Linked DNA regions of Mus musculus: all the other regions are linked to region 7. A link is a loop called in an ENCODE intact Hi-C map of the cell type or tissue named here. Cell type or tissue: left cerebral cortex. All regions are shown on one strand. Region 1 overlaps Cmya5 (cardiomyopathy associated 5). Region 2 holds the start of Mtx3 (metaxin 3). Region 3 overlaps Mtx3 (metaxin 3). Region 4 has its middle 15 kb from the start of Gm31977. Region 5 holds the start of Tent2 (terminal nucleotidyltransferase 2). Region 6 holds the start of Cmya5 (cardiomyopathy associated 5). Region 7 overlaps Thbs4 (thrombospondin 4).

The links. A loop is a pair of places that touch in the nucleus more often than their neighbours do. Peaks named below come from ENCODE experiments on the same cell type or tissue, not always from the same donor. Only the 100,000 strongest peaks of a DNase experiment are listed, where the experiment ranks them.
Region 1: a loop joins it to region 7, with 11 times the contacts of the local background. A loop is called at or near these places in 16 of 42 quality-filtered maps.
Region 2: it touches region 7 in a loop (3.0-fold over the local background); 14 of 42 quality-filtered maps call a loop at or near these places.
Region 3: it touches region 7 in a loop (2.8-fold over the local background); 18 of 42 quality-filtered maps call a loop at or near these places.
Region 4: a loop joins it to region 7, with 8 times the contacts of the local background. A loop is called at or near these places in 18 of 42 quality-filtered maps.
Region 5: it touches region 7 in a loop (4-fold over the local background); 2 of 42 quality-filtered maps call a loop at or near these places.
Region 6: it touches region 7 in a loop (5-fold over the local background); 9 of 42 quality-filtered maps call a loop at or near these places.

The regions. Positions count from the first base shown.
Region 1 is chr13:93,061,960-93,065,959 of GRCm38, reverse strand. Cmya5 (cardiomyopathy associated 5) reads left to right here. Exons shown (of 13, transcript NM_023821.3): 8 at 589-735; 9 at 2,370-2,517. Gm31745 (a long non-coding RNA gene) reads right to left here. Exons shown (of 4, transcript XR_382755.4): 3 at 2,604-2,740. Among named protein-coding and RNA genes, the nearest start is that of Gm31745, 5.0 kb to the right of the region's middle. In left cerebral cortex, no CTCF peak of the experiment used is centred here; a DNase peak (open chromatin) is centred at 2,456; H3K27ac peaks cover 285 bases.
Region 2 is chr13:92,841,751-92,845,750 of GRCm38, reverse strand. Mtx3 (metaxin 3) reads right to left here and starts at 983. Exons shown (of 9, transcript NM_001162945.2): 1 at 884-983; 2 at 476-545; 3 at 54-130. The coding sequence starts at 964. In left cerebral cortex, CTCF peaks have their summits at 809 and 1,605 (motif pointing left); DNase peaks (open chromatin) are centred at 783, 961 and 1,529; H3K4me3 peaks cover 1,164 bases; H3K27ac peaks cover 856 bases.
Region 3 is chr13:92,851,492-92,855,491 of GRCm38, reverse strand. Mtx3 (metaxin 3) reads right to left here. Exons shown (of 9, transcript NM_001162945.2): 9 at 1-2,708. The coding sequence ends at 2,598. Among named protein-coding and RNA genes, the nearest start is that of Mtx3, 8.7 kb to the right of the region's middle. In left cerebral cortex, no CTCF peak of the experiment used is centred here; DNase peaks (open chromatin) are centred at 1,288 and 1,873.
Region 4 is chr13:93,611,170-93,615,169 of GRCm38, reverse strand. No RefSeq gene overlaps it. Among named protein-coding and RNA genes, the nearest start is that of Gm31977, 15 kb to the right of the region's middle. In left cerebral cortex, CTCF peaks have their summits at 98 (motif pointing right), 1,206 and 2,044 (motif pointing right); a DNase peak (open chromatin) is centred at 2,046; H3K27ac peaks cover 196 bases.
Region 5 is chr13:93,190,996-93,194,995 of GRCm38, reverse strand. It overlaps Tent2 (terminal nucleotidyltransferase 2), which reads left to right and starts at 2,579. Exons shown (of 15, transcript NM_133905.3): 1 at 2,579-2,902. In left cerebral cortex, a CTCF peak has its summit at 2,483; DNase peaks (open chromatin) are centred at 2,533 and 2,960; H3K4me3 peaks cover 2,023 bases; H3K27ac peaks cover 1,269 bases.
Region 6 is chr13:93,142,592-93,146,591 of GRCm38, reverse strand. Cmya5 (cardiomyopathy associated 5) reads left to right here and starts at 1,868. Exons shown (of 13, transcript NM_023821.3): 1 at 1,868-2,234. The coding sequence starts at 2,086. Tent2 (terminal nucleotidyltransferase 2) reads left to right here. Exons shown (of 15, transcript NM_133905.3): 15 at 1-737. In left cerebral cortex, a CTCF peak has its summit at 1,773 (motif pointing right); DNase peaks (open chromatin) are centred at 1,896 and 2,506; H3K4me3 peaks cover 1,254 bases; H3K27ac peaks cover 2,030 bases.
Region 7 is chr13:92,749,964-92,753,963 of GRCm38, reverse strand. It overlaps Thbs4 (thrombospondin 4), which reads left to right. Exons shown (of 22, transcript NM_011582.3): 21 at 1,471-1,610; 22 at 2,152-2,378. The coding sequence ends at 2,213. Among named protein-coding and RNA genes, the nearest start is that of Thbs4, 43 kb to the left of the region's middle. In left cerebral cortex, CTCF peaks have their summits at 812 (motif pointing left), 2,068 (motif pointing left) and 2,796 (motif pointing left); DNase peaks (open chromatin) are centred at 51, 2,018 and 2,778; H3K4me3 peaks cover 256 bases; H3K27ac peaks cover 1,199 bases.

The DNA of each region.
Region 1 (4,000 bases), 310 kb before region 7:
GCTGCTTTTCGGGCATTTCTCCATCCCATCACCCTAGTTAGGCCAAGTCCTAAAGCTGTTCAGGGTGTGGCACTACAGTTCTTGAGAAACCATCAGGATCCGAGACCTTCGCAGTCATAGTGAGTGGCAGAATTGTTTACTAGTCTGTAAAGATGCTCCGCGGAGTCTTAAATACAAGCACATAGCTGTCCTTTCTGGTGATAGAGTCCTGTGGAATGTTGGCACTGAGTCTTAAGGCTTTTCTTGAAACTTTATTACTGAAATTTAAGGTGATACATGCGCTATACAAGTTTGATATTTGCTTTTGAAATCAATTACTTTAATTGTGGATCATGAATCTCAGAAATGTACTAACATTCTATTAGCTGTGATAAGTGTTCACTAGCAATACTACATATATCTTTCTAAGTATCAGTTTTTAGAGAGCTATTGCGTACTTATATATCCTAAGAGAAAATTATCACAAATAATATTTGTAAAGTTATCAGTTTGAGTCTTCTGTAAAATTTACAGACTATGTTTTTCAGTAACTAATTTTTAGTTTATTATATAAGACATCTTTGAATTAATAATTGGGTCTTGTGCTAGAACTGGTAGAAGAATATAGATTAACAGTGAAGGAAAGTTGCTGCATATTTGAAGACTTAGAACCCGATCGATGTTACCAAGTGTGGGTGATGGCTGTCAACTTCACCGGATGTAGCCTGCCCAGTGAAAGAGCAATTTTTAGAACAGGTAAGCAGATGCTAAGATGTTATTATGAGTTAATAATGAGTTCTTCACAGACTCTTGTCATCAACCAGTAAGTATTTAAGAAGCACTAGCTATGCATTGGGTATTGGGCAAAATGCTGGGTATAAACTAAGACTGCACTGGGGTTTAGGGTGGAGCTCATTGGTAGAATGTCAGTCCAGCAGCACGAAGCCCTGGGATCATCCCTCAAGTACAATAACAATAGCAACAAGATGGAACACTTGGTCTCGAAAAAACAAAACAAAACAAAACAAAAAGATGGAGTGCTTGTTTGCAAGAAGGTCAGAGTTAAGCTGAGAAGTTAAAAACCAGAAGATCATTAGGAATGGTTGACGAGGGCCTAGGCTTACAGGCGTTAACTATGATAACACACAAGAGAACGCCAAGACAGACAGGGGAAGGGCAGGCAGACCCAGGAATGGCTCCCTAGAGCTGAGAACTGCACAGACTGCGTTACATCAGCAGTTCTCAACCTGTGGGTGGTGACCCCTTTGGAGGTCAAATCCAAAGGCTCACAGATCATATATTTACATTATGATTCATACCAGTAGCAAAGTTACAGTTATGAAGTAGCAACGAAAATAATTTTATGGTTGGGGGTCAACCACAAAACTGTATTAAAGGGTCACAGCATTAGGAAGGTTGAAAACCACTGCTTTAAAAGATAAGCTGGCCTAGAGCAGATTCCTCTTAAAGAAAACTTGAGCAGACATGAAGTATCCACTGGGGTATGAGGCACTGGAAGAGCTTCCGTATTCCTTAAGCTTGACAATAAGGAAAGACACCATTTTTAAAAGGCTTAGCATGTAAGGTATAATTGCAAACTAGGACTAGACTTCCTTACATAGACGTGAGAAAACCCAGACTGGTTTCAGCCATGGTCTTCGACTGGGAATATACTCTCATGGTGAAATCTTTTTGCCAAGCGCTCTGAGACATATAGCAAAGGCTGTCTTGCCTTTAAGATCACTGCAGCCACCTCAGGCAGGAAGTAGCTTATTCCTGCCCATTGGTCCTTTATCCTTCTCCCTGCCTTTAAAAGCAAGCATTTGGCCCTGCATGGTGGCCCATACATAGACTCCCAGCCCAGCATTTGGGAGGCAGAGGGAGGAGTTCAAGGTTCGTAGCAAGTTCCAAGGCAACCTAGGCTACATAAGACCCTGTCTTAATAACTTAAAACACAGAGGCAGACGATTCTTTCACCCAAATCTTTACTGACCATATACTGGGGACAAGATTATGTCTACCTTTCAGGTAAAAGGAGAAGGGAAAGAATATTTGTATTTGTTTATATAGTAGTTATATAACACAAACACTCTGGGTCTCATTAAAATCAAATTTTGGGGGACTGTTAGGGGATGGGAGAGAACCTGACAGTTTGTAGTGCAGAAGAAGGTGAGATACTTTTAGCTATATGTGTGTGTGGAGGGTTGTTTGGTTTTTGTTTTTTTTGTTTGTTTTTTTTTTTTTGTTTTTTGTTTTTTTTTGTTTTTTAAATCTCCTTTGAGTTTTTAGCTCAATTTTTTTTGATACAAAAATTAAAAATAAAGACATACTTAAGTAATCTTCTGAGAGTTGCCCCTGGTCTGTGACTAACTTGTCTCTATCTCGGTCAGCACCGTCCACAGCTGTGATTCATGTAGAAGACTGTACTGTGTGTTGGAACACTGCCACTGTCAGATGGCGGCCTGCCAACCCGGAGGCCACCGAGACCTACACTCTGGAGTACTGCAGACAGCACTCTCCTGAGGGCGAGGGCCTGAGGTAAGGCCTTCCACAGTGAGGCTGCCGGGAGCCCAGAATCCATGCTCCAGGCCCCACCCCGGCTATCTATCTGAGCTTATGCTTACCCAGCAAGAAAAGCATCCTTGAGTCCCGCTGAGCTAATTAAGCTGTTGACTTGATTTGCAGTGCCATCACCATTCATCAATGAACTCTGCGTCTATAATAGAACGAGCGCATGCTGCAATGCAGAATAATAACTCCCCTGTAAGAGAAATGTATGCAAATTTTAATAAAATAGAACATTCTTTGAAGTATATTTAACTTGAATCATTAGTCAGGATTTATGCACATTCTGTGCCATTTTTACTAGCTCTGTCAGAATAGGTACCACCTAACTCAGGAAACTAATAGTGAGCGTATGTGTAATGTAAATCTGATTGTCTCCACCATATATTAGCAACATAAAGGAGCTAATGACACATATATTATCACAGAGACAGACCTGCTTCTCCAAGAACATGAAGAATATAGAGATTCTTCTAGTGTAAAGGGAATCTGAGGCTCCCTCACTAAAATGATAAAGCTAAAATTTATCAAGGAAGGACCACATATCCTCTAGGCAGTTGTTAAATATTAACTCATCTATGAGGTGGTATTTCCTTACCTTCTGATGTCATGGCTATAGAAAGCCCCTTCATATACCATGATAAATATTTAGAGTACTAATTACTACTTACTAACTGATATTTTAATTTTGATAGAAGATATTTTTGGTTTTGCTTTTCATTTTTTTTTGTTCTTTAGCCACATTTACTGAGATAAACAATTTTGTCAGGAAGTTAGGAGTAATGGTATAAAATCAAACAACCTTTTAGTAATGTGTACTTAAGCTCTTGATTAGCACCATGATCGAGCAGCTATTTATTTAGTTATGATATAAGGTTTCATATGACTGAACAATAATTATAGTTTCTTTCAGGTTGAAGACAGGTGTTGCTAAGTAATGATCAGACAGTGTATTGGGTTTGGGAATATGAGGAAGGGTGGGATGCAGGCACTTCTGCAGAACTGAAAATGCAGTAAATATACAAACACAGCAGCCTGTCTGTGTATCTTCTGACTGCTGGGAGGTAAGCTTCAGGAATCATTAATGTTGTTTGGTTGGTTGCTATGTAAAGCCACCAATGTGTGTCAGTCTGAGAGCTCAGAAAAGCATGCTGTGATCTCAGGATAGTCTGACAGAGCACTGCCTGAGATCCAGGGCCTGATGCTGGCCCTGGTTCTACCCTGGGTTCCTGTTGGCTACTCTCCCTGAGCTGCTTAACCCTGGTTGCAGTCCTCTCATGCTTCATCTATCTCAATGGGTTTCCGTTTGCCAATCCCTGACACAGATCAATGACAGGGATGGGAGACTCTAGTCTGCTACCTTTTGGGCTTGTGAGGATCACATGAAATCAGGGACAGGAAAGATGTTTGACATTGCAATATGCCACCCAAATGCAAGGCTTTAAGAGGGAAGCCT
Region 2 (4,000 bases), 92 kb before region 7:
AATAATGAGTAACATGCAGAAAACTACCTACTTCTTCTAAAGGAGCTACCCACCTGTTTTCTTAGAAAGTTTAGAATTTTTGCAGGCTTAGAAACAATGCTGTCTTCAGTTGTCAAAATTGGTACATCACCTATAATCAAAAACAATTTACACACAAGCAAACACCGTGATTTATTCTGAAGATTACAATGCCTTAAAAACTACACCAGTTGGCACATGGAAGAGTATGGGTATAAACTTCTGTGGGCTTTACAAAGGGCAGCACTAAAAAACATTTTCGTCTCTCCAATTTTCCAGGTTTGTCTTGTACCTTTAGTTCTTACTCGAAATGACCAAACACAACCAACACACAGCCAAGGTCATTCTAAGAAGCTAAGACGCCCCAAGTACTCTTGGGCTATATGGCTGTAATGCAGAAAGGGATGCAACTGTTGAAAAGGGCAGAGAGGGGGGCGTTTGAAAGCTTATACTGTACCTCTTGACCCTCTCCAGGTGTTATCTATAATATTGATTTTCAAGGGCGCGCCAGAAAACTTGGCATAAGCCTGAAACAGAGTTTGCAATAAGAGATTTTAGACACTGAGAGCAGGCTTGCAAGGTCTGCAGCACGGCTCTGACTGATGCACCCTCAAAGGCAGCCTGAGGCTGCCCACGCCCCTCCCCCGTCCGCCATCGGGGACGCGCAGGCTCCCCGCTCCTGGGGACCTCGGATGCAGGAGGCAGGGCCTGAGGTTGCGGGGCCGCGTGTGTGCTTCTCCAACTGCAGGAACAGCGCCGCCGGGCCGCCGGGACCTGACGCTTGCAAGCGGCCCGCCGGTCTCCAGCGGAGCCCGCGGCTAGCCAGCCCAGTCCTCCCGCGCCCTGGCCCGCGAGGCGGCCTCACCAGCACCACCAAGGACTCGCTGTGGACCGAAGGGAGACCCCAGCCTCCTCCCCAGCAGCTGAGCTCCATGGGGGCCGCCATCTTGCCGGGGCTGACCTCTGTCACCCGGAAGTACTCGTACCGCCCACTCTCCAGCACGTGGAATGGAGGGGGGCGGGACGAGGAGCTGGGACTGACTCCTTGGGGCTTTGGACAGAGTCAGAAAGGACAGCAGCAGGCCTTTGAGAGAAGGTTTAGCAACCAGACTAGGAGCTGTGCCGGAAGGGAAACAGACCTCCTAAGAGTCCTCCAAGTATTTATTGCATTCAGTATTAATGTACAACAAAACTTGAAAGCATCACTATGGTATATATAAATCTGTACAAAAGTAGTTTAAACTGACATGGAGGTCGTCGGTACAAGTTTGCGATGTTCAGTCATTGTGATGGTCCTTTGCCTGCCTGCCTTTCCAGTCTCAATTTCAGTTGGCATTCTTATGTTAATGTGATTCAACCTCATTCAAAATTAACCCTGTTCCTAAGTTTTTAACAGGGGACTCCAACGTGCACACTCCTTTAATTCAGAATGGCTTTCCTCTCTAGTGGCTCTCCCCAAACTAAGTTTAGTGTGGCTGGAGAGGTTGCTCAGTTAAGAGCAGTTTTTGAAGACTTGTCTTGGTTCCCCCAACCTACGCTGTGTTCACAGTCATTTTACTCCAGTTCTTTGAGACCTGAGTCCCTCTTCTGGCCTGTACCGGCACTAGCCCTTCACGTGGTGCATACGTGCAGGCAAAGCACACACATAAAAAGATTTTTTTTTTTTGAGTTAAACTTAGCTTTTTCAAAATCATGAATTTCTTCCAGCTTCCTGAGGCTCCCTGTATGCACTTGAATTTTGAATTTTGCTTCTGTCCATATTCACAGGCCTTTTGCCATCCACTCTACAGAAGCTCTTTGTGGCTTCCTAGGTGTGGGGCCAGTGAAGACACAGAAGGTCTTGTGTTTAGAAAGGCTCTTCATTCACGTCATGTTCTGCTATCACTCTCTTGAGGTCATAATCTTGGTGCAAAGGGCTCTGCACTTTTATTTTAGACTAAGCATTGTAAGTCATTCAGCCAGTCTTGTCTTTGGACCTAATGGGCATGCACTAAATATTAATTTCTCAGAAAAACCATTAAAGAAAAAACTTGGCAATGTGGAGATTTGGGCATACTGTTTGGATCTCAGAATCAGGACCTGGGAGCTGTGTGATTTTTATAGACAGAACAATAGTCTTTCTGGAACAGCCCTTTTGATACATCTTTGGGTTTTCTATTTTCCTCTATCACAAGAAGATGCTAGGGTCCCCTTCAATTGAAACCTATTGCCGTAACAATAATATTCAGCAACATTTTCTAGGCATTTTTCTGCACAGTAAGGGGGCAACTCTCCAAAATTACAGTTCTGATTTCCTAAAGTCTTTTTTAAATATTTTGCCTCAAAAATAGTATATCTCAAAAATGGAAAGAAAAGACATTCCAATCCTAAAAGTCCATTAGTCACACTTTTTAAGTAGGAAATGCTTAGCAAATGTATAGTTGAAACTAAACAACACATTTATTGAGCAGAGAGTACATCTGAGGTACTAGGAGGCTCTGGAAGAATACATAGATGGATGTGGAGTGTCTCCTTAGGAATGTATAGTCTACAAACCAGACATTACACATAGGTAAATATAAAAAGCCATTGTTCCACTAAAGAGATGGCTCGGCTGTTAAAGGCTAGGTTACAACCAAAACTATAAAAAGCCATTGTCACAAGTAAATGTAGAGATTTATAAAATATTAACAACACAGAGGAGGAACCATGCATCACTGTAGGATTTTTGGGGGATGGCTGGGCCCCCTTCATATTAAGAAGGTAACTTAACTTTCTGACTCAGTGTAAAGGAAAGTTCATGCTTTGAGAAATAAAATTCTAAGCAATAAAAATAAAGCTGAGAGTCTGTATCCTACAATAAGACATTTTAAATCAAATGCTGCAGTGAGGATGTGGGTTCTCTGTGTCTTGTTGGCCACTGAGGTGGTGGGTGATCATTCTTTGTGGACACATAGGTGATTACTTAGTGTGACCTTCTCTCCATTGCTCCTGCCACTTACACTGATTTTATTTGCATTAGAGAGAAATTTAAATCCATTCTCTTATTAAGTTAAGGCAAAGAACACCATTTCTCCCAATCTGATAAGAAAATTCCTTCTTACAGGTTTATGTGTGCCTAGTTAATAGCAATCTTTGTGTTGCTGTAATTCCTTTTGAGATTCTGTATCTGCTAGCTTGAATTTTAAAATACTGGTGTACCTTGTTGCACAACCAGGCTGAATACTGTTCCAGACAATGGGGAAGAAAGCTGAAACCATTGGTATGGGTACTTGGCTCCTATATCCTTCCTGGCTGTTAAAGACGTTGTTCCGAGTTCATCAAAATCATCATTTCGGATTCTTCCCAGGCAAAGCATTCTCGCTGTCTGCAAAGCATTTGTGTATGGGCAGGATGGCCTAGAGCACAGCTTTATAATGACTCTTCCAGACCACGTTTTTCCTTGAACATTTTTGTTTTTCAAAAGATGCTCATTCAGTGGCTTCGTCTGAACTTAGAGGACCTGACCTTGGCATCCAGTCCTGTCACTCATGTGTTTCATAGTTTTACTTGGGGCCATGATACAAGTTCTTTTACAGTCCCCTCATGCTGCATTCCTGTGACTAGGAATCTATGAAATGTAGTTCCTGGCAATGATGGGATGTTTGTGATAAATGATCATGCAGTGTGGTCCTTTATGGGGGAGTTAAACTGAAGAGCCTTGAATGTCCCTTAGTTCACGTGCAGATTTAGAAATCCTTAAGGAGAAAACTCCCATTGAAAGTAGGTCACGAGAACTGGTTTTGTTGTTTGTTTGTTTGTTTGTTTGTTTTTAGTTTCTAAGTTTGCTGTGTATTTGTGAGCCAGTGATTTACTTTGATTCCTTGATTTTTTTCAATTATAAAGTGAAGGTTCATTTAACTCTGAGGCATCATCATTATATGTGCAATGAACATTTAGTAATAACTGACATTTGTGAAACAATAAACACCAGAATTGTTTTTAGTATGTGACACAACTCATT
Region 3 (4,000 bases), 100 kb before region 7:
TTTTTCTAGCTCTGTAAAATCAACAAAATTAAAAATGGGCATAATCCCTGTTCCCATGCTGGCTGCTACCACCACCTCTGAAACCCATGGCTCACAGTGTTTGGTCAGGGCTGTGGACCATTTTCTCCAGCAAACTCACGCACATACATCCTGACAGGGTCACCAAGGCCCTTTGTCCAGTCTGAGGAACTACCTCCTTCTAAGAGCTTCTCAGTGTGCCTGGTCCCTGAAGTATTCTATGCTCAGTTACAGCTTCCTCCTGTCCCATTTACTTAGACAAATAGAGCTGAACTCAGTACTAACATCTAAGTTCTTACTCAGCTAACTAAGGTTCTGCAGCTCAGAAATGTGGTTTTGAAGCACATGGGCTACAGAATATAAGGCTAAAGGCAGTTCAGAGCAGTGTGACCATAAAAAAAAAAAAAACAAGTCACTTTACAGACATCCTCTCCACTAAACAGAATGAGTGCTTGTTATTCTAAAATGATTAGGAAGAGTTTGGTGCACACACAGCACAGTAACTCCCTGGTTGAAGTCTGGAGTCGTCTGAACATGGCCTGCTGCATTCTTCTATCATGTAAGCCCCTGCTCCTTCCTCAGCAGAACTTACCTCAGAATCACCTTCTAACATCACCCACAGAGTGAGGTCTCGTTCTGTTGATACGGTTCTTTCTCTTAGGAACTGTCAGCTTTCAAGAAGAATTGTCCTACTCTTACATGCATTTTACAATTATAAACTACTTCAAATACTTTTTGGAAGGTTTACCATTAATACTAGTTGAAAATGACTAACCCTGATTAAAGCATAAGCAGATATATGACTAATGTGTCAACCATCCTTCTTCAATATAAAGTCAATCCTAGAGACAACGAAGCCTCTTGATCATTACATTTAAAACACAATACTCAGATATACTCAGATTTCAGATTGTTGTAACTTGTTTTAGATCGCAAAAATACATACACTCACACCTCCCGTACACACATACACCACACACACATACACACATACACTTACCCTACACACATTCACTCACACACACATGCTCAAACCCACACTCACTAGCACACATTCACCCCTACATCGCACACTCTATGCACACACATACACACACACACACACACACACACACACACAAACACCCTTTGTTAAAGCATCTCTGTGAAACTCGTTGAGTACATGTCCTAAATGCAAATGCACTCACAGAGGTGGATGGGACCGTGAGGGCTACCTGTGTCTTATTTAAAGCTTCAAGAATGAGTATTTACAGTGACCTAAGACTTACATCTACCAAAAACAGAGCAACCTGGGGCGATGTAGGTCAAATGCAGCTGAGCTCCGCTCTGCTCGCAGTAGCCGAGTCTCTAGACAACACAGCCTGGTTTCTGCAGAACTTGGCAACATTTTCTGAGCACCACAGTAATCTTGTAAGACACTAATCCCAAACATGGTCCTATTTTTAAAATCCCAGAAGTAGTTTTACAATAACAGAAGCACGTTGGCCACTAAAATCAGCAAGTTTCTATTATATGTAAAACTACCACACAACAAATCCTTGAACGGCTCATTCACAACCAATAACTGTAAATCGTCTGAGAAACCTGCTATTGACTCATTCCTTTGGATCCTTCAACTCTAATTAAAAATGCACAGGAAATAATAGTTTGTCAGAAAGTGTGACTACATGATATGCGTATTAGGAAACAAACTGCTTTGAGTCAAATGGATCACGGAGACCCGACACACGGGAGCAGATCTGAGACGCTCGCCACGGCTCATCCCAAGGAGGCTGAACAGTTAGGTGAGCACAATAACAATACAGTAGACAGCTAGACTTCCAGTTCTGGAGTTGATATAAGAGTGAGACACGTAAGCAATGGTGTACTAAATACACAGGTCTAAGGCTGCCATGTTCATCTCTGCTAGCTTAGAGCAAACCTATCAGCAAGTACTTAGTCACACTGGCTTGTGTGCGTGCGTGCATGCGCATGTGCGCTATCAGGGGTATTATATAAACCACCTTTAACATTTGCATATGTAGCAGTAAACTGCCAAAGGAGCAGATTTATGAGAGAACAATTAAGAAGCATATTCCTCATTGCTTTTTAAAATTAAATATAGGCTTTTCTATTGAAATAATTTCTATTTTTCCTGGTTCCTAAAATCGGCATCAGACTTCTTAAAAGAATAAGGTCTCAGCCAAAAAGCCACATATTATGTACTGAGACAAGTCTAAGAAAAACTAAGTTAATAAATTAACTTAAATACATTAAAAATGTACATTCACAACAGAATTGCAGCTTTTGGTCAGCAACACCTGAACCAAAGGCAAAGATCTGCCAAGGTTAAGGCAGGATTTTTATATACAGTACCATTGGCTTGTCCTGCCCACCCACCCACCCAGTTCGCTTAGCATTCACCTTTATTTAAAATGCACTGCCAAGCTAAAATAATAGCTTTCCTAATTTAAAAAGAGTCAGATACAGCTCCCTCTGCTCTAGTCTTAAACCTATTACAGCATTCTTTGAGTCTCTGTGCACTTGGCATCAGCAATGACTGCAACAATCATTAGACCAGCTGCAACTGGCTGTGACTGTCAGGGTGACAGCAGCTGCAAGGAATTACTCTCCTCTTCTGCTGGAGTCAGTTTGAGGGTCGGCAGCTTCCGAGGAAGAAGCTGAGGGCTTTGGCGGAGGTTGCCATCCATCTGTGAAAAGTACAAGACACATCTGAGTGAGGCTGAGGCTCTAGTCTTGTGGAGCGTGGCCTCCCCATTTAGTCTACAGCCTGGGAGAGGGTAGAACCAGGTGTTTCTAGGACTGATGGAGTAACTTCCTCTGATAATAATCACTCAAAAATTGTGGATGTCAGACCTTGTATACTAGCTGCCTCAGTATCCATAAGAAGCAATGTGGCTCTAACTCGCCCATCACAAAGTTACAGTAAGTAACTTTGAAAAGACTACACTGCTGGACTTACTTGACCAGAGCCTTCCTTACCTAAGACACCATCTAGAAGTCATTGTGGATGCAATGTTTCTGCGCTCTGCTAATCTTCCCCACGCACTGACTAAAAGGCACAGAAAGAAGTCCTTTTTCTAGGTCCCAACAAAGCCAGTATCAGAGCTCAAGCTTGAGCCAGGACTTCTTATTGTAACACTGTTGGTTTTTAACTATACTTCTTTTCCAAACTGAGAGTGGCCAGCATGCAAAAGCACCCCACAGGAATTGAGAGGATGCAGAGCAAAGGATGCTGGAAAAAGATATGGCAAGCGATGCTCTTTTGGTCTAATCTGGAAGTCCTTCAAGCACCACTTCTAAACTGACTTCAAGAAACAATTCATACAAAGTATATTTTTTAAATGCCCAAGAAGTTCAGAGACACACACTCACACCCCTAGAGCACTAGGACAGGGACTGCTCAGTACTTAGTTAGATCTTCACAAACCACCTTCACCAAGACTAACATAGATGGTGCAAGATGCAGATCTGGAGTTGATTTTCTACCAACTTTACTCCTTAAAAACCTTGAAAGCAGCTGCCATCAAACCACAAAAGCAGCAGAAAATAATATCCTATCATTCACCCAATAGATAGGCTGTTTTCAGAGCTCCGTATAAATGCAGAATACTTAAAACTTCCCTTGTTTCTCAGGATGCTCTTTCAACACAAGGAGAAAACATTTTAGCAAAGTGTATATGTACAAGGATTGCAAAAAACAGAAAATAAAAGATTAATTTTCACTTTCAAATGAGGAAAGGGTGTGACCAGAGAACAACTGTAGCAAGTGGCTCCCGACTTCCAGCAAGAAGTAAGTTTCTCAAGCATTCATCTTTCTTTTAAGCTCTAGGCTTTTGCTATAAATTTTAACAGTGTGTTTAAGAAGACCTGCTGCCCTACACTGTTACTCCAACCATCACAAACCTCCCACAGAAGAGCAGATGCTGGTGACCAGCTTACAAGACTTCCATAAACTGATGAAGACCCAAGGTAGATACGT
Region 4 (4,000 bases), 860 kb before region 7:
AAGACAGCTACAGTGTAAACTAAAAAAATTTTTTTTTTTTAAAGATTTATTTATTTATTATATGTACACTGTAGCTGTCTTCAGATGCACCAGAAGAGGGCAGTAGATCTCATTACGGGTGGTTGTGAGCCACCATGTGGTTGCTGGGATTTGAACTTCAGACCTTCGGAAGAGCAGTCGGTGCTCTTACCCACTGAGCCATCTCACCAGCCCTAAAAATTTTTTTTAAAAAAGGAAAACAGATCTGAAAAGCAAAAGGAATCCTAGCTAAGTCATACTCTTTCCTGGTACTACCTCTAGTTGCTTCACTCTTTCCACACCCTGTTTCCTGATGATACCTAAGCCTTAGGGAGACGGGAGTGAGATAAATTACTCTGGGACTGAATACTCCACAGTCCAATGAGGAAGTGACTGGCTACTTTCCCAGCATTCATGCCACCTTTGCTCCAGTGGAGTGGGGGAGGGGGGCTGACCTTGCCAGGCCAGTCATTTGTATGCTCCTGCCTTTGCCCCCCCCCCCCCCCCCCCCCCGCTCCATACCCAACAACGTCCTGGCAGCACTTACTGCACTCAGTGGATGTTAAAAAGACGGCATGAAGTTGAGAGACGGGGATATGGGAGGAGCTGGGAGGGAGTGGACTGTGCATACAATTTTCAAACAATAAAAAAGACAAATGAGACATGAGGCTGTTTTGATTCCACTTGACTCGTTGTGGCTCTGTAATTCTAGTCCTGTACAAAATATCTACACCTCAATTTCTCCAGCTATAAAAAATAGCAGCACTGTTTACTTCATTGGAATGCTAGAATATTAAAACAGATAATGTGTTTGAAGTTGGAAAAAAAAAAAAACAAACTTGTAGAATTTTTTAGCAGTTAATTCCCTGCTCCCAGAATACAGAGCTAATGCATTTAGAGCCCAACCTGGTTTTCTTTGCCAACTGCTATCTTCTATCTCTCTTACATTCTCAAAGCAAGCTCAGTATTTTTCCATCTTAGATGATAGAAAGGCTACTGGACTTCCAGATGTCTTACTCTGAAAAATGTATTTCCCTTTAATATCCTTTCCAGAACTTTATTACAGCACAGAATATCATAGCCTTTCATCATTTTTCTATCCTTTGATTTAAAAAATGTCATCAGAAGGAACGACGATGGTTAAGCTATTCTTGAACTGTATATCAACACTGGCTCCTAGTGGTGGGCTTCTCCATCTGACTTTAAAAAATATATACTCAGTCTCTCCTCCAAGCGCATATTGCTCCCAGAACTCATTAAAAGAGAAGGCTCATTTAAGGCCTAAGAGTTTATTTGAGTTAAGTATAAAGATTTTTTTTTTTTTCGAGATAGGGTTTCTCTGTATAGCCCTGGCTGTCCTGGAACTCACTCTGTAGACCAGGCTGGCCTCGAACTCAGAAATCTGCCTGCCTCTTCCTCCCAAGTGCTGGGATTAAAGGTGTGTGCCACCACCACCCGGCTAAAGATTTTTTTTTTAATTAGGAATTTTCTTCATTTACATTTCCAATGCTATCCCAAAAGTCCCCCATACCTTCCCCCCCCACACACACTTCCCTACCCACCCACTCCCACTTCTTGGACTTGGCGTTCCCCTGTACTGAGGCACATAAAGTTTGCAAGACCAAGGGGCCTCTCTTTCCAATGTGGAATCAGAGCCCAAGTCCTGACCATCAAAGTCCAAACGCTACCTTTTAAGGGCAGATACTTTTAGGCAAGATGCCAAGTCAGGAAGCGCTCCTTGCTAGTTCAGGGCTGCCAAGGAGGATGCGGTGGTTAACTTAGCCTCTTAGGAGAGTGGAGCCAGAACAGATGGTTCCCGAAGCTAAGGAGACATCTTCGACCCGGGGAAATAAAAATCCTTGGAGTTATTCGGATTCGACAGAAACTGAATAAACTTATCAGATTATGGCACTTCTTCAAACTTCAGCAAAAACACATTTGCACAGGACAAAGGCAGCCCCTAGAGAATGAGACCTGGCCTGGAACAAATAAAAAACTTCAGTTCCCAACGTTTCCAGATGGGGGCAGCAGCTCACCAGCAGGGAAGACCTGAAAAGCCCTGGCTTTGCTTTCAAGAGCTATTTCATGGGCATAGATTCATGTTACTTGGCAGAAATGTCTGTATCCCTTTTTGTTTTGGGCAGTTTTTTTCCCCCTAGTCCTAAGACATGTGAATCTTTGGATAACATCCAGGACAGCTAACCCAGCAAGAAAAGCCTTATATGTCTCCAACCAGATTCCCTAGAATTCTCCCCCGCTGTGAGCACACTCACGTGCTTATCAACTTTTCAGATTGTTTTCCCAAATAGCCACCGTTACTGAACAGCATGCCCTCATCCACTCTGGACTTCCCACAAGCTGCCTACCAAAGCAATAAAAAAGGAAAATAGAAGCACCCATGAGCTGCTTCAGGGGTAGGCACGCGCGATCTTGTGTTAAAGAGCTACCGGAGCCGGGCATGGTGGTGCACGCCTTTAATCCCATCACTCAGGAGGCAAAGGCAGGCGGATCTCTGAGTTCGAGGTCAGACTGGTCTACAAAGTGAGTTCCAGGACAGCCAGGGCTACACAGAGAAACCCTGTCTCGAAAAACAAAAAAACAAAACAAAAAGCTACCGGATGAAGAGTCTCAAGTTTCTCAACATCTTCCTAACGAATGTTCAGCCTCTTAAAAACAGCAAAACATCGATGACTTTCAAATGCAAGGATTTGTCACAAAGGCAGTAGGTAGGGCAGGACACCCGCGACACAGGAGAGAAGTAACAGCCACAAATGTTTCTGGTTTCTAAGCACCTGGAGGCACTCTGTTGGCCTTGGAGACTGAAAAAAAGGGAGTAAAAAATGAAGGAGACAGATGTCATCATTGTACTGCTGTGAGCTACAGAAATAGTGCTGACCCAGTGGAACACAACTAAACTGGAGAGAGAGAGAGAGAGAGAGAGAGAGAGAGAAAGAGAGAGGAAAACTAGCCAAACTGTATTTTACTGATAATTATCCTTTTATGATAAGTCAAGGCTGCTTAGGATGATCATGCAAGATTCTTGGGACGAAAGTGGCTATCCTTAATGTGTAGTAAAGAATTTGTGCTGCTTTCAAAAAAAAAAAAAAAAAAACCTAATTGGGCCATTCTGGGTTACTCTTGTTGGTGGTTGTTTGTTTTCTCAGTGATGAAAATTGAACACACTGAGTGTACTGATGTATCCCTAGAATTCCAATCCTGAGGGAGGCTGAGGCTGATAGGCTACATAGGAAGACCTTGTCTCAAAACAACAAAGAAAGAAAATGGAGGAGAAAGGGGGAAGGGAAGGAGGGGTAGAAGGGAGGGGGAGGAGGGGAAGGAGGAAGAGGGGAAGAGGGAAGGAGGAGGGGGAAAGAGGAGGAGGAAGAGGAGGAAGAAGAGGAGGAGGAGGGATAATGAATGGGAGTCTCTCAGTTCTATTTGATTCTTAGTTTAGCTTTATAGTTTGTCATTAAATTTGATTAATCTATATACCATTAAAGTCATGATAGCTTTAATGAGTTATTTGACCTCTGTTTACTTTTAAATGTGTGAGTTTCCTATGTACATTTTTACATAAAAATAAGCTTTACTTTCTTGTTTGTTTGTTTGTTTGTTTGCTTGCTTTGAGGCAGGGTTTCCTTAGCTGTCCTTGAACTCACTTTGTAGACCAGGCTATCCTTGAACTCACCTGCCTCAGCCTGCCTCCCAAGCGCTGGGCTTAAAGGTGTGCACCACCAACTCTGCAAAAATAAGCTTTCAAAGGAAAGAGTTAGCTTATTTTTAACAACAACAACAACAACAACAAACCTCCCCAAATCCGTAAAATATCTTTAGCAATCACCAGTTACACGAAACTATTAATGTGCTGTTTATAGAGTGCATAAATATTGTTTTCTGAGCCAATTTGGTTAGACCTCCTCGGCCTCATTCTGTACTTATTTGTTTTAATTTACTACACGGCCTTGAGAGGAAGACGCTGGGA
Region 5 (4,000 bases), 440 kb before region 7:
TGAGACATGGTGGGCTCAGCAACTACTGGATTCTTCTGCCAGGAGACAGCTATTCTTGGAATAATCAGGCCACTGACTGTAAGCCACTCTAATAAATCTCAAATATGTGTGTGTGTGTGTGTGTATTCATATACATGCATATATTTTTTATTCTATCAGTGCTGTTTCTCTAGAGAACCCTGACTAATAAAATAAAATTTTCTTTTAATGATTATAAGCTGGGTGTGGTGGCACACGCCTTTAATCCCAGCACTTGGGAGGCAGAGGCAGGCGGATTTCTGAGTTCGAGGCCAGCCTGGTCTACAAAGTGAGTTCCAGGACAGCCAGGGCTATACAGAGAAACCCTGTCTCGAAGAACCAAAAAAAAAAAAAAAAAAAAAAAATCACAGGTCTCAAGTTTTATTTTCTTTCATAACCACTGAGCCATCTCTCCAGCCCCCCACAACTGAGTTTCATACTGGCTCATTGATTTGCTTTGCCACCAGGGTAAGGTTTTTTTTTTTCACCCTCCATCCTCTTCTACATTTATTGTCAGATTTCTTGATGATAGCATTCTGTCTGGAGTGAGAATTAACTTATTCAAAGTAATTTTAATTTACAGTTCTCTGATAACTAGGGATGTTGAACAGTTTTAAAAGTAGTTATTGGTGTTTCATATTTGTGAGCCAATTCTGTCATAGTTTTTTTTTTTAAGTTTAAAAAACTCTTTAATGTGTATGTGGTGGTGAAGTGTATACAATGTAATTGGTAGTGGAAATGTGAAGTCCTAAGTGGAGCTTCATGGTTTAAAACAGCCATTCTAATTGTATAGAAGTTCGTGAAGATGAATCAGTTTGGTACTGGGCAGGTGTGAGCATGCTGTTGGCTGTGGTGAACTCTTTCATGACTTCCTAGCTACACTGCACTGAAATTTCTGAAGCCATGAGCCAACTGAAACCTTTCTATCAGATATTTTGGTTAGAGTGAGGAGAAAATTCATAAATACAGTCTCCCTTTTAAAATGCACATGAATACTATCCACCATAAAGCTGGAATACCTGCATTATGCTCAGAAAGAACGTACTTCAGAGTAATAATAACAGCAAAAAGTAGGTCAGTTTACAATGTAGATCTTTCCATAACAATAAAAACTTTCTCTGGCGGGTGATAAATAAGGGCAGTAGCAGCTGACAGACAGAAAAGAAATAGAGAATGAGCCATAATTATAGCCATATTTCAGTACTTTTTCAGTGCTGGGTATTGAACCCAGAGACTCATACATGATAGGCTGACATTTTTGTTTGTTTGTTTTAGGTTTTTCGAGATAAGGTTTCTCTGTGTAGCCCTGGCTGTCCTGGAACTCACTCTGTAGCCCAGGCTGGCCTTGAACTCAGAAATCCGCCTGCCTCTGCCTCCCAAGTGCTGGGATTAAAGGCGTGCACCACCACACCTGTCTTGGCCCTAGCCTTCTTATATGCCCTTTTTATGCCCGAAAAGACAAGCAAGACAGGAAACCAGAGCCATGTTGAAGATCAACTTAACTGACATTTATAAAATACTCTACACAATAACTGAACATACTTTATTACCAAAGCACAATTAACATTTACCACATCAGATGATACTCGGAAGCACGTGACAAGTTTTTTAAAAAATTATTTAAATGATTCAAATATAATTTATAAAGACTTTGCAAGTCAAGTGAAACGAAAACTCTTTATCGAAATAAGTGGGATTCAGTTAAGTTATTATTCATATAGTAAGTTATCAAACGACTCTAAGTATTATCACAGAAATGACCTCAGTTTGTGAATTAAGGTAGAAAAATTAAAAATTGAATAACTATTGAGTTCGAGGCCAGCCTGGTCTACAAAGTGAGTTCCAGGACAGCCAGGGCTATACAGAGAAACCCTGTCCCGACAAAACAAAAACAAAACAAAAACAAAAAAACAACCAAACTAAAAACAATGGGGGAAAAAAACCCAGAATAAATAACAAGAAAACCAAAAAGCAGTAAACAAATCATTACTTTCGGGATTGGGAACGGTCAGATTCTACGGGGACAAAACAGGGCTATTGTTTACAGATATTCATCAATAAATCAAGCAGTTTAGACAGTTTCACCAGATACTAAAGTTCTCTCAATGAGAAACAATGGTGGGTATTTGTTAGACAAGTGAGTGCGAGCTAGGGCAGGGTAATGTGTGGGTGGTTTTGGGGGCCTTAGAGGCATGATTTTGTCTCCAAGAAACTGTTTTTGTTTGTTTGTTGTTGAGGAGAACATCACCCACGATTTCATACTGATCTTTCCAGCAATGGGAAGGTTGGTTTTGGATATCTCCTGGAAGGCCCTCCATGGACAGAACAGGCCTCCTGGAAATGGCCAGCGGCACGTAACTTAGGAGGCGGCGCCAGCGGAGCGGGGTGGCCTACTGCCCTGCGGAAGGGCCGGGCTGTACCTTCCCTCGCCACCATCTCAGCAGCCGCCGCAGACTCCCTGGCTGGACCAGGGTGGGGCTGTGCGCCTGCGCAGCTCAGCAAACGCGCTCTCCAGTGTCGGCTGCCGGAAGTCTGACCTTTCGCTCCCGCTGATGATTCCTTTCCGGGGTCACGTTGATCTTCCGGGTCCTGTGACAGGGTTGTCTACGCCGCCTTTTCGGCGACTTTTTAGTCTTCCGCCTTTTTTTTTTTTTCCTCCCCCACCCCCCTTTCTTTTTGTTGTCGCCACCCCCAGCCTTCCACGGCCGCGCGGGCCTGGCCTTAGGCTCGTGACTCTCCGCCGCCCTGCCCGCCCGAGCTGGGCCTCGCTGCGCCGGGCCGCTGGCTGCTCCTACCTCTGCCTGCTCGGGCGGCAGCTCCGGCCTGGGAGCGTGTTGGCGGGCAGTGCCGCTGGGCCCCGCTCGGCCCTTCGGCGTGGACGCCGGTGAGTTTCAGGGCTTCGGTGGGGATGCACGAGTGCAGGCCCCGGTCCCCGGCCGGGCGCGTGAAACTTGGCTGAGACTGGCGCTGTGTTTTGCGCGGGAGAGCCTGGCGCTCCCCCGGAGCTCCCTGGATTAGGGGCGTTCCCAGGCCGCCGGACTTTGGGAAGAATGTTGGCCTTTCTCTGATCTGTCTTCTCGCTAGTTCTCATGTCGCCTCCCGCCCTCTCCTCACTCCCTAGACCGAAAGAGTAAGACTGTCTTGATACTCCCTCTTGGAGTTCCAAAAGGCAGTGGAGACCCAAGGTAAATGTCTAAATTAACGAACTCTTGTGGAAGGCATTTATCTCTGAGACAATTAAACAGCATGGAGTCATCTCAGTCAGGTCAGGACTGGCTGATGGTCGAATTCACTTTTCCTAGTCATATTTGTGGTTGGGCTCTCCTTTCTTTAACTGCTTAAGAACACAAGGGGCAATGTGTTTCCTGGTATCTGTGATTTAAGTTTCTTGTTTTGCCCTATTTGAGCGTTGTTTAAAGTAATTAGTTTGTTGATAAGAGGAAGAGGAAAAATTGTGCAGGTCAAACAGGATTGGAAATTTAACGTGTTTAGCGTATGGTTTTTGTGAAGTCACACTACCATCATAGTACATAGTTTAGTACTATAGGGCTTTGCTGTGTTAACAGCTATTAACACGGTTAATCTGTACTGATTAGTAACCTGTAATAGAAACACTGGTTGGTGTGAATTGCCCCAATTGTATGTGTTCGAGAAATACACAGACTCTGTGAAACTCTTAGATGGAATTTAATTTTTAATAAAAAGAATGCTCTGTTCAGAGCCTGAAGGTGGTTTTGACAGTGCATGCTGAGCAGGATCTGGGAGTTACACTTGTGTTGTAGAACAAAGAACTGATCCAAGACACTTAGAGTGCACACATAACTTGATTAAGCCATGCAGTTCTTGTAGGAAATTGCTACTTTCTCAGGAATCTTGGTGAAGAGACAGTTATGTAAACTTGAGTAGTCTATAACTTCTTGTTGAGATCAATTTGACTAAAGTTAATTCCAGTTGCAAATTAAGAGACCAAATACTGTTATCA
Region 6 (4,000 bases), 390 kb before region 7:
GTTCAGATGCAAGCTAAGCTGTTTAATAAGATTGTTTTTAGTTTATGTAAATACTTGTAAATTGGTCAGTACCTGTATTGTACATTTAAATATAAAAAGTAATCTTGAAGGCAGTTTTAACTTTTTCAAAGATTGCAAACTTCTTGTAGGCCTACAGTGGTACAATTTGTACCACTAAACTATTTTTTGCAGACCAATTAAAAAACTAAAACTTTCACTTTGTTTGACTTACAAAGGGTGCATATTTTCTTTTTTCTTTTTAAGTTTAAATTTTTGTATGCTGTCAAATGGAATAAAGTTTATATCTGGACATTGTTGAGGTGTTATTTTTCTGTGCAGTTGTTTTTGTGATATTAAGGCTGTAATTATCTTAACTGATCGGAACCTAATCGTGCTTGATTATTGAATGCGAAGAGTGTCTGGGACGAAGCTCATCTGGAGCCTGTGAACCACATTACTTCTGTGTTATAATTAGGATTAGAGCTTTCTCTATGGGTCAGTTTTTTAGAATACTGATCTGTAGTACTTTTGATGCAGTTTAAAAAAATTTACATATGATTTTTTTTCTTGGAAACATTTCTAAGATTTATCCCACATTGTGCAGCGCTTTCTCAGAGTGTATTGAGTATAACAGTTCAGTGTGACCTCAGGTAATGTTTGTCAATCATAGTCCCTTGGGGACGGGTGTTCTACTCTGCAGCACTATGGCATTTAATAAAGCCTCAGACTTTGCCGTAGTGTGGACTCTTGCATTGCCACCATGTTGTTTTCAGTGGTTCCACTCTCCTAGTCAGACTATTTGTTGTAACAAATAGACAAAAGGCTTAAGAAATCTGCATACTGGAATCCATGAGCCAGCACTTAAGATCATATACTCAGGGCAGTCCAGCTGTATCAGCTAAAGGTGTTTGGTTTTTTACAATTTCTTTTCAGTGCTAGGGATTAAACACAGCCGGTGTCTGCTACGCAAGTGCTCCACCCATTGAGCATTTCCCCAGCTGGAGACTTAAAATCTTTTCAATTTCAAGTGAATACTACATTTTTTGTTTGGATGTGCTGTTAAAATATTGTTAGTATTAGACGTGTGGACTCTAAATAATTCTAAATTTTGAGTTAGTTTGAAATAGGGTCTTGGCAAAATCAGTGGTAAAAGAGGATGCCTATCTATACCTCTCTGTCCTCAGACCCGATGTACAGCACACAAGCTGATGTAACTGGAGAATAATACCCTTAGTTTCCATCTCATTTAACAATTGTAAGAATCTGCGATGATTAAAATAAAGGTTTGGAGATCTAGCCGTCTTTCTAACCGTTGTACTAAACAGGTCTAGGCCTTTTCAGAAACATTATCTTACAAACAGAAACAATCATATTCAAAAGACTGCTTTGAGTTCCTGGAGAGGAGCAGGAGTTCAAACATGGAGATTTCAGAGAAAGGTGGTGATCTTGAATAAGTGAACAGGTGGGCCTCTCAGGCAGAAAGAATTCACTTGATACTGTGTAAATACCTGATTTCTAAAAGTGGATTAGTCAGGATTTGATCTCTATGAGGATCTTGGGCTTTCGTCCTAGAGCAGTGGTTGACAGGTTAAGCACTGGCTTTACTTGATCCAATGAGATCTTAGTCCCCTAGGGCGCTAGTTTGTTTCCATTGTCACAGTAAGAGCAGTGGGGCCTTAAGCTAGCTACAAACCATAACGTTATCTTCTCTGGATGCTGCCTCATTTGGCACGAAGCACCCGCAGCTCAGCTAGAAGTGTAAGAACCACCAGGCCACTAGATGGAAGGCTGGGCTGGTGGGTCCTTTTGACGCTCAACACTGCTTTCTGCCCTGGCCACAAAGGCCGCTGAAGATCTGCCAAAACGGGCGGGGAAGTTGGCAGGGACTGGAACCAGAGGAAGCTGAGCCAGGGCCGCAGAAGCTCCGTGGCGAAACTTTCTTGACGCCTTCTATTTAAAGGCTTGGGGCGACCCCGCCCCGCGCGCCGGGAACCCAAGCAGCCCCGCGGGCCCTGGCAAAGTGCAGTCAGACGGAGAACACCGGGCGAGGCGTGGGCAGCTCCGACTCCGGCCAGGACAGGCGCGATGGAGAGCGGCGACAGCGGACTCGCAGCCCAGGGCTTCCTAGGATGGGGTGCAGACGAGGAGGTGGCCCAGGAGCTGGAGACGGAGGAGGAGTCGGAGGGCGAGGGGGAGGAGACGGCGGCCGAGTCGGAGGAGGAGCCCGACGCCAGGTAGCCTGAGCGGGAACCGCCCGGACCTAACAAAGCTGTCCACTCCACAGGTGTCCCGCCGGGCCAGTGGCCACCCCCCCCCCCCCAACCTTTTCCTTTCCCTTTCCAACCTCAGAAGTTCATTTCCCCGGAGCCAAGCACACTGTCTGGGACGCGCCGCCTTCTTTAAAAACTTGAAGGTGCAAGGTGCTTGCTGTCAGCAGGAGTGACAGGTCCGCCTGCAGCAAAGTTCACAGTCGGCCCCCACCCCCTCCCCCACCCCCGCCTCCCAGCTCCTTGTGACTTGCTCGTTTATTCTTGGAGACTTACTTGGGGTTCTGCCTAACCGCAAAACTGTGCTGGAATACTTGCCTCTGGCTCCCCGCCCTGGATCAATCTTGCCTGCCTGAGCTTGGGGAAGGGTCTGGAGTCAGAAGGCTCTGTCCATTACCTTCAAAGGTATGGCAGCCTCCTAGAGTTCTAGCGCTGGGCTAGTTTGCTGTATGGAAGCTATTTTGGTGCAAACATCCCATACACTCCTTAGAGGGAAGAATCATGAAGGCCAGGTGTGGCTGGCCTGCCCTTGTGATTCCAATAATAGAAAGGCAGAAGCAGGAAGACTGATTTCCAGGCCAGCTGGGCTCTCCTGGGTGATGTTTTAGCAACGTCTGTCCTAAAAGTCGTTCTGGTCCTAAATATCTATCAATAAGGCGAATGAGATTAAGTAATACTATATACATACATACGTGTGTGTGTGTGTGTGTGTGTGTGTGTGTGTGTGCACGCATTAAGGCTTTCTACTTTGTCTCTACTTTGTCCCTTTTCATCCAGCCCTAAAATGACAATAGTAGTATGGATGTTTTGTTTAATCGTAAGCATGTCATCAATGGTATCTCTTCCTGGGTGGTCCTATCAAAAGGCTTTGGGGGTGGCAAGTGATGGTTTATCATTTCAGAATGCCCAACCAAGACCAGAATTGTTCAAGTTGGAGTAGCCCAAGAGTGGCATTGAAGGCTGGGGAGATGGCTCCGCTGGTAAGGTGCTTGCCTTGTGAGCTCAAGGACTGGAGCTTAATCCCCAGTTCCTATGGTCAATACCTGCAGTACTGGCGGAAAGCCCAGCACTGTGGCTTGTGCTTGTTATCTCTGTTAGGGAGATGGAGACAGAATCCCTGAGGCTCACTGTGCTGTCAGTGAGTTCCAGGCTGGTGGTGATGGCTTTTTCTTTTTAAGGTAAACTGTACATGAGGGATTGGTCTCCACATGCGTATACATGTAGTCCCGTGTACATGTATAGGGTACCGCCAATTGCAGAAAACCATCAGCTGGAAATCTTGAAGCAACTACCAAGAAGGAAACACACTCTACCCTCAAAAACTTTGCAGGAAACGATAGAAATTATGAGTATTATGACTATATGCTGAGGAGGACTTTATGCTATATAAACACTGTACTGTGGAAGGTCAGAATGAGGGCAGAAGGTCTAGAATCAGCGAGCACTGGCTCCAGACTGGATATCAGAGGATGGGCAGGAGATGCACGAAGGAAGGGCAGAGGGGAAGGTGCCCATGGGAAATGGGAGAGGGAGGAGGAGGAGGACCAGCAACCCAGGCATGCAGAGAAGAGGTTCTCACAGTGACATGTGGGACACCCATATCCCTGCTCAGCCACTATTTCCCAGAATAACGAGCTCATCTACACTACAACTGGGTCACCTGACAGTTTCAAGCACCACTTCTGAGTTGTCCCTTGCCAAACAAAAGCTAAGACCTTCTAGTGAGGATTTAT
Region 7 (4,000 bases):
ACGGACTGTGCAAGAGAGAACTGTTCATCCCGGGACTGGTGTGATGGCCTCGGCTTCTTTATAGGACTGTTTTGTTTCTGTTGCTGCTGTTTTGTGTGTTCAACTGCTCTTGTTGAAATGCAGTCAGGGTTCACGCCCCAGACTTGCAGCACGTGTGTGGTGTGCTCCGGGGTATGTGGGTTGCAGCTTCCTAGCCAGGGTGGGAGGTACCAGGTAGACGGATGCATCTAGTGAAAATAAGGCAGTGAGAGCTGATTCATGCTCTGTTCTCTGTGCCCTTGTGTCACCTGCCTCTGTTCACCACACAGGGAGACCAGGTGTGGCCAGGCCCTTACCTGATGGAGCTCAATGTGCCTTTTCTGTTCCAAAAATGAAATCAGAGCTATAAAAATATGATCCTTCTAAGTATATAATTTTAGAAAAGTCCATCTGAACCCTAAAACTGCAGAGAAATAAGAATTGATTGCTATACAACCAAAGGAAATAGCTCCTTGGAACCATTCCTAGACTCACATGAAGGTGGCATTTAAACACAGAGTAGTGTGTCTGAGAATTAAGTATTACAGTGGTGTTGACAATACCCATACAGGAGCCAACTCTTAATTTTCGAACAGAACGGCATGCTCAGGCACTTCTTGGTTTACCCTGGGGAATTAATTGGGGAGTTTAACTTAAAATCAATGCAGAAGAAAATGATGCTCGGGCTGGAGAGATGGCTCAGTGGGTAAGAGCACTGACTGCTCTTCCAAAGGTCCCGAGTTCAAATCCCAGCAACCACATGGTGGCTCACAACCATCTGCAATGAGATCTGATGCCCTCTTCTGGTGTGTCTGAAGACAGCTACAGTGTACTCATATATAATAATAAATAAATCTTAAAAAAAAAAAAGAAAATGATGCTCAGGGTAAAACGCCATTGCCTCTCCGAGGCGAGGCGCAGCTCACCTTCCCCATGACACTCCACAAGGGTACAGAGCACAGGGCAAGCTTTGGCTAACTCACTCCGGGGTATTGAAGGCTGGCATCCAGGGGCTTCTGTCCCTCAGTGCTACTATGACAACTGAAATTGCCCCCACAACTGCCTAAAGCTACTGATCAAGGCTCTGAGAGTCCACCAGTGAAATCAGCTAGACCAAAGAAGAAAGCGCAGGGCTTCTAGGTACAGTATCCAGAGAAAATAACTCACAAGACAGTGAAGCCACAAAACCACTTGTCCGTGATGTCAAGCTATTTTGTTTTAATTCACCAGCAAGTACCGATCCAGGAACTATGCACCTGACACCATGCTGGGCCTGTTAAAAACCAAGTTAGGGAGCCGTGGACTCTTGGTTCCTGTCCTGGGGAACTTCTAACCTCACTGGGGAGGGACCAACTAGAGTTAGTGGAAAACAACATGTCTGAATAAAGAGGTAAGTACAAGAGTCGGAAGTGGCACCATGTTCCTCACCGTGGACACCTGTGCTCTCTGCAGGGTGCGCTTTTATGAAGGCTCGGAGTTGGTGGCTGACTCTGGGGTCACCATAGACACCACCATGCGTGGAGGCCGACTTGGTGTGTTCTGCTTCTCTCAAGAAAACATCATCTGGTCCAACCTCAAGTACCGCTGCAACGGTAACCTTCATGCTGAGTGCCCCTCAACAGCACAGGGGAGCAACCAAGAAATCTTATTTCTATAACATGCATCCTCCCACCCCGCCCCCCCCCCCCGCCCCAAAGCCTCACCACCACGTGCGTGATGGTGATGTACCCTGCATAACATAAGAGGAAGGCAGAGCCAGGCTTTCCTGCTTCCCAAATCTGAAAATTGAAACCCATAGAATTTAACTGCATGTTTTAGAGTTAGGGGTTCGGTGAGAAATTCCGTCAGTTTAATTTACAGGCAGCCTTTCTTTTTCATTAGACTCAAACATAATCACAGACTAAAAAGGCACTCTGCCTGCTAATTTTCCCTAGGCCTATGAATAAGCCCTGCTGGGCTTTAAGCCAAGGATTTGCAACAAAGCAACCTGAAGTAGAAAATGGCTGCGAGCCTGTGGGAGTCTCAGGCGAGCTGACAGCGCCCCCTACAGGAGGCCTGGGCGGCATGTGGTGGCCATGATTCCAGCCTGGAAGGATCCTCATTAACTAACTACCACCCCGATTCTTGTTGCAGACACCATACCAGAGGACTTCCAGGAGTTCCAGACCCAGAGTTTCGACCGCTTGGATAATTGAGCCAAGAAGCAATCCCACAACTGCCTTCTCAAACACCAAAAGCAACATCTTTTTTAAAACTTCCTATAATTCTCTTTATATTATCATGGCTTTTCTTTTACCAGCCCAAATACGTCAAAACTTTTTATATGAATGTGGAAATAAAGAAGAGACTATTTCTAATAACCATGGTGCTCAGTCGTTTCTAATGGAAGCTCAGGCTTTGGTGATGTGTGTTGTTTTCTGAGGAATCCTTGATAAACTTACCAGATTGGTTTTATTCCCCCACCCCCACCCCCTTGAGTATGTACTGTGTGCCACGGAGCACGGGTATGAACCGGACAGCCAAACCAAAGGTCATTTCTGGGGTGACCCTATTTAGTGCCATGCTAAAGCCTGCTTTCTGTTCACACAGACTCCTCATTCTTGGAATGTAGTCTCCAGGGAAGCCCCCCACCCCCACCCCAGGCTTCGGGAGGAGGTGACATCCTGAGAAACCTGAACTAAGCTTGCCTTGTTCTTCTGACACCCTTCCCTCAGCCTTTCTGTCACCTCCTTCCACAGACACTTACGGATTTGGCTCCCCCTAGCGTCCTGTGAGTCAAATGGAAGAAAACAGATCTTGTCATTCTATGTCTGTCACTGTATTCAGATCCCACAGTACCAGGCAGGAAGCAAACAGCCAGTAAGCATTCGCTGGGCAGTGAAGGGAGAGTGGCTGCCTTTGAGGTAACAAAAACAGTGGGATGTAGGGTCTGGTGACAATGACAGTAGAGCCAGTCACCATGTGTACAGGGCAGAAGCTTTCTGCAGCTGTGTACTAGCCGATACTTTCCAGTAGTCAATCAAGATACCCAGAAATTTTATAAATCCCCTTGAGATTTAATTCTAAAGAAGTTTGGCAATTTATTTTATTATTATTTTATGGTTTTAGATGGGTTCTCATATAAACCAGACTGGTCCCAAACTCTCTGTGTGACCAAAGATCACCGTGAGCTTCTGGTCCTCCTGCCCCGACTTCTTCATACTAGGTTTAAAGGTATGCATCATACCTGGTTTCGTGTCCTGCTAGGTATTGAATTCTAGGCATACTAAACCAGCTGAGCCTCAACCACAGCTCAGCAATGTATTTTTCATTCCCATAATTCCCTAGAGTATCATAAATTATAAACATTCCTCCCACTTTTACCATGGCTATAGTATTCAGAGTTCACATGGCTGCCAATGACTCTTCTCAATCTCTGGGTGAAACACATCTACAGCCCTTCCTAAATTCCGAAATCCCTGGGCAGGGAGGGGGACTCAATGACAGGAAATGGTTACCTTTCAAGCACCCCTCTTTTACAGCTAACACCAAGGTAGCTTCTGAGCTCTACCACTCTCATTCTTCACTCTATAGTACAGGTACCTGTAGAGCTATTCGGATGCTCTCGCTCTGGGCCTCTCGGTGTTTTACCAGGCACTGTGAGGAAGGTTCCAGATCTTCTTCTGGAGAAATACTTCTTATCACTGAAGCCTATCAAAGCATGTACACAAAATACTGTCATCCACTAGGCAGGCGTGTTGTCTGATCAGATCTAGGGAGTCTAGGTTTAATCTTTGCAGCATCCTTCAGATCTCACCTTCTTCCTGTCCCCTCTTGTGTGATGTTCCCTCTGCCTTGGTGGGATTGATATAGGTGTCTCACTGAGAGCTGAACACTCGGACAGTCAATCTCGGGGCTTTGAAGGGTTGAGGCTCCTCTGCTTCCACTTCAGCTGGAGCATCCCTGGTCAGGGTTGACAACAGTGCCAGTCTATAAATGCTTA